2 separate regions of the Mus musculus genome follow, and region 2 is linked to region 1. Evidence: chromatin loops called from intact Hi-C (ENCODE). Cell type or tissue: gastrocnemius. All regions are shown on one strand.

Region 1 (2,500 bases):
AACATACATGTATACTCACCTCCTAAGTCCTACTCAATCGTTCTAACAGTGACCACATTCTCTCTTACCAAAACTACTTGTTGTTTCTCCTTCACTGCCTTTCACTTTTTCAGATTAAATAGAGAATGCGATCTGTTCATGATCACACGGAAGACAAATGGCATCCTAAGTGTAGAACACCATTTGGGACAAATTCCGTACTGAATTAATATCCTGCACTAGCTTGCTGCTTGTTAGAGGTCTGATAGTAACAATATTGGGGAAAGCATGGTGGGGGTGGGGGTGGGGTAATCAAAGTTCAAACCCAGAGGTGTAGCTTTGGGAAGGCGCACGGCTCTCCTATTTATAGCGGTTGACTGACCAGCCTAGCCGAAGGCTAGTCCCTTTGCTGCTCGTGAGTATCTAATCATAAAGTCAATCGACAAAGCATGACTTCTAGATTGGATATAAAACTTTTAGGATATCACCATCGCCCTTTCCTGTCTTAGGAGGCTCGATCGCCGCCTGCATTATTCACAAGCCTGTGGCGCGCCGTGACCTTGGGCTGCCCCAGGCGGGCTGCAGGCTCACCACCCCGTCTTTTCTGCTTTTCGAGTCGGCCCGCTCTGCTCCCAGGAGAGCATTCACGGTCTTATTTAGTGAGCGTAAGGCAAATCTGAATACCCAGCAGGGCCGAGGTCACCTGTGACCCCAGGCCAGGCCAGGACGGTGCCAAGGACACGGGGCTGCGCTCTACTCCCAGGGCAAAGGTGACGGGCAGCCCTCTCTCCTCGTGAAGAAACCCAGAAGCTCAGTCCCAGGAGGCCGAGCTAGCCCAGTTACCCTCCCAGTCACCTTGCACTGAGTCCCGAGCTGCCAGAGTCACCGCCGCCGCCACCGTTCTACTTCCGGCCCTGGCTCCGCCTACACACGCCTACCCGCCATCGCAAGGCACTATGGGCCGCGGCTTCAGTCGTTCGACGCTCACCGGACAGGAAGCGCCTCGAAGGGAGTCTGCGACCGGACGCCTCTAGGTGAGACAGAAGCCAAACAGGAGGAGGAAGTGGAGGGTAAGTGCTTCCGGGTCCCTCAGCTAAGACTCCGCCATCTTTCCTACACTTTAACTTCACCCCCTTTTCCCTCTTGGAGACACTGCACTGTACGCATGCGTATTCTGGCCTGTCCCCTAGTTCAAGCTCCCTTCGGAGTCAGCGTCCCGATCCTTGGGGTTGGGGAGGTGGATGTAGGGTGGGGGTACAAAGGAGCGCGTAAAAACCAAAACCAAAACAAAACAAAAAACCAAAGCGGCTGGGGGGCGTTTGTGCCTCGTGAGCCCCGTCGTCGCGGGCGTTTCGGGCCGCGCAGCCTGCTGGGAGTTGTAGTTCCAGGCCCGGGGGTGCCTGGGAGGCGGGAGAGGGGCTGGGGTTCCTTAGCGCCGATTCCACGGGAAGGGCCCCGGGACCTTACCCTGCTACTCGCGGGAGCGGCGCGGCTCGCCCGGAGAGGCGCTGTACCTGGAGCCCGCGCCGCCGCCGTTCCCAGCCGGCTGTGGAAGCGCGGGCTAGGGCCACGGGACGAATTCCGGAGCTGGTGAGTTGCGGACGCGGGCTGGCGGGGAGCGCGGGCCCGCGCGGGCGGCCTGGTTCCGGGGCTTGTCCCCCCCCGCGGCCGCCTCTGTGTTTTGTTTCCGCTGGGTCCCCGGCGCTGCGACTCCCATTTCCGTTCGTGGAGACTTGAGGGAGCCTGGTGGGGAGGGGCGGGAGAGGCTGTGCGGGAAGCCGAGGGGAGGGGCGCGGGGAGCGGCGTGGCCCGGGCCGCGTTGCGGGACGCGGCGGAGTCGCCCGTCGCACGGGCGCGGTCCAGGCTCGGCGCGCTGGCCGAGCGCACAGCCCCGGGCGCTCCCGGGTCTCTCGGGAAGATGCCAGACCTGTCTGTCACCCGAGTCAGCCATCCCCGCACTAGCAGTACCGATTGCCCTTCTGGAACTGTCCTAGAGTCGCATCGGTGCAATCGTTCTAATGCATAGGATGACTTTCTGCGTCTTTCCCGAAGATGTCAGTGAAAGTTACTGTACCTTGCCAACTTCCCCCACTCCTCCCCCCGACCTTTTTTGGGGGTTGGTGTAGTGCAGTGAACACAACGATGGAGTTTAGGGGATTCCACCCTTAGGGTCCACAGCATAGAGAATGGTGCCAGCGCATCGTTTCACGATGACAAACAGTCATTTGAAACTAAATCCTTAGGTAGGCCAGTGAGATGGTTCGACAGGTAAAGGCACTTGCTGCCGAGCCAGACTGTTCAGCCTCTGGAATCCAGATGGAAGGAGGAGAGAACTGTCTGCTCTCTGACCTCCACAAGTGCGCATGCGCACCTTATAAGTGGTGTCTGGGTACGTGTAAGTTTGTGTTGGGTGTCACTTTCTAGCCTGGCTGACCTTGAACTTGCTATGTAGATTAGACCGGCCTAGAGTTTAGAGGCCTATCTGCCTCTATTTTCTGAGCGCCGGCATTAAAGGTGTGCA
Region 2 (2,500 bases), 58 kb before region 1:
TGCCGCTCAGAACCCGAACAGGGTGCCTGCTGACTCAGGGGGAGGTATATATCAAGCCAGGAAGTTGACATTCGCAATGAAATCTTTATGCATGCTGAAATATCAGCTGGTATCAAACGGAACACTTAGGGTTTGAGAGGTAATGTACTGAGTATGAAAATCAGCGACGAAGCTGGAATCTGGAGGTAGCGTAACTAAAAAAACAAAAAGTTAAGGTGAAAAGTTCTGTGTTCCTCTGAGCTTTTAAGTCTCACTTTAACAGGAGTCATTTAAAAATAAAATAGTTTTTCTCTGTTATTCCCATTCTGTCATCAAAATAGAAACAATAGATGCCGTTTGTCATTCCAGCGTAGTCAATCCAGAAGCCAGCGAAGGCTAATACTGAATGTGTAGAATGAGTTCTTCCATATCTAGGTTATCGGCAGGCTCCACTAACTCTGATACCTGTAAGGAAGAAGTTGGGAAGCAGCACGGGACCTTTCTCATACTGTTCCCTCAGTGCCAGAAGGTCTGGCATTTCAAGCGTGTTTTCTTCCCTTTTAACACATTTAAAACTTTCAAAAACAATTCAGCTGTAAAGAAAGGGGACATTAGCATAGATAGTTCCCATATACTCTATACCCAGTTACCACCATTACAGTCTTATTATTATATAGTGTCACATGGGATACTCTGCTTAGATCTTCCTCATTCTTATGGAATGTCCTTTTCTGTCCCGGGATACCACATTTGGATTAACGGTCTTCTTCCTTTATGCTCCTCTTGGCTGTGGCAGTATTTCAGACACCCCTTGTTTTTTATGACCTTGACAGGTGCTGGTTAATTACGCTGTTAAATTTCCTTCAACTGGTATATCTCAGATGCTTCATTTGTGGTTAAATGATGTCATAGGGTTTTTGGAGGAAGAAGGAAGAGAAAGGAAAGACATTTTCATCCTCTCCTAATCCAGGGGACATGACCTGTCACTATGCTTTTAACCTTCTTGGCCTGGTGGAGGCAGTGTGTGTCAGCTTGCTGCAAGGGCTCCCTACTGTGCTATCCTCAATTCCACACTATACTGTTTTAAAGAAATGTCGATATTTTCAGCTCACACTAACGGACAGAGGCTGGGTTGGTTGGTGATACATGACTATAATCTCAGCAGGCGGGCAGGAGGCAGACAGACCATTCAAGGCCACAAAGGATTCAAGGACAGCCTGGATTATGGTGAGAATATCTCCAAAAATTATCAAGGAATGAGGGCGACAGTCAGTCTCAGAGGTAGGAAGCAAGGGCTAGAAATGAGGACTTACATGACATAAACACACATGTATAAGCTTGCGCACATACACAGAGCACATATACACACACATAGGAATGTATTTCATTTTCTCCAGGGTCAAATTTCTTCATAGATTATTTCGGGCTTGTATGCACCGGAAATATGTCTTCTCAAACTTACTTACACACTTGTTTTAGGATCTTATTTAATCACTTATTTTAATATCAGCCTGGGCTTATTAATAAATATATAACTAATATGTATTTAGTTGATGATAGACTCGTATTTTTTATTTATTAAAGAACTAGAGCATTCCTTATGCTGAAATTGCATCCTCGTACTTTTAATATTCCTCTCAGATACAGCTACACTGCTGCTTTGTCCCAACCCAACCATGTGTACTTATAATATCTTACTTACCACATTCTTCCTACATCTGCCAGTTTCTAATGTCGCTCACAGAAAGTAGTCTAGGAAATTTTTTGTTATTTTGTGTGTGTGTGTGTGTGTGTGTTTAACATGAGTTATTGAACTATGGGCATCTACTTTTGTATTTAGTTGATGTATTGGTCCCCTATCAGCTACTGTAACAAAGTATCCAGGGTGATCATATTAGAAAGAGCAAAGGTTTGTTTTGCCTCCCACTTCCAGAGATTTCAATCTCTGCCTGGCTTTTGCTTTTGTAGCTATATTGACACAGCACGTAGGGAACATGAGGAAGACAGTTCTGGCCCCAACAAGGGACCCAAAGAGAGGAAGGAATAACATTACCTATTCCCCCCCCCCCCCCAAGAGCACACTGACAATGGTACGTGGTAGAACACCCAGGTAGCTTCACCTCTTAAAGGTGCCACCATTTCCCAATAGCACCACAGGCCTTTAACACATAGGTCTTTGGAGAATACTCATCCAAGCTATAAACAGTTTCCTTCTCCAGTGAGGCAGAACTTTTTTGATCTTTCACTGCCGTTCTTATTCCCCTGTGACTGAACAAAGCACCCAGTCTTTGTTCTAGTAGATGTGAGTGTATATCTAGTGTATATCTAGTAGATGTGAGTGTACATCTAGTGTATAACTAGTGTATATCTAGTAGATGTGAATGTATATCTAGTGTATATCAGATGACTTCTGAGTCCATGCAGCCTGCCATGACAAAATATCATAAACTAGGTAGTTTATTTTTTAAAGATTTTTTTCTTTTACAGTTATAGATGCTGAAAGTTCACAATCAAGACAGAA

Evidence for each region. Hi-C counts contacts between places; a loop is a spot of excess contacts. Peaks named below come from ENCODE experiments on the same cell type or tissue, not always from the same donor. Only the 100,000 strongest peaks of a DNase experiment are listed, where the experiment ranks them.
Region 2: a loop joins it to region 1, with 2.7 times the contacts of the local background. A loop is called at or near these places in 6 of 42 quality-filtered maps.

The regions. Positions count from the first base shown.
Region 1 is chr16:84,833,975-84,836,474 of GRCm38, forward strand. It overlaps Atp5j (ATP synthase, H+ transporting, mitochondrial F0 complex, subunit F), which reads right to left and starts at 1,048. Exons shown (of 4, transcript NM_001302214.1): 1 at 835-1,048. It overlaps Gabpa (GA repeat binding protein, alpha), which reads left to right and starts at 1,150. Exons shown (of 10, transcript NM_008065.2): 1 at 1,150-1,569. In gastrocnemius, a CTCF peak has its summit at 1,551; DNase peaks (open chromatin) are centred at 957, 1,350, 1,664 and 2,063; H3K4me3 peaks cover 2,500 bases; H3K27ac peaks cover 2,500 bases.
Region 2 is chr16:84,775,587-84,778,086 of GRCm38, forward strand. The region is part of intron 1 of Jam2 (junction adhesion molecule 2); the gene reads left to right. Among named protein-coding and RNA genes, the nearest start is that of Jam2, 2.7 kb to the left of the region's middle. In gastrocnemius, a CTCF peak has its summit at 989; no DNase peak of the experiment used is centred here; H3K4me3 peaks cover 1,684 bases; H3K27ac peaks cover 2,104 bases.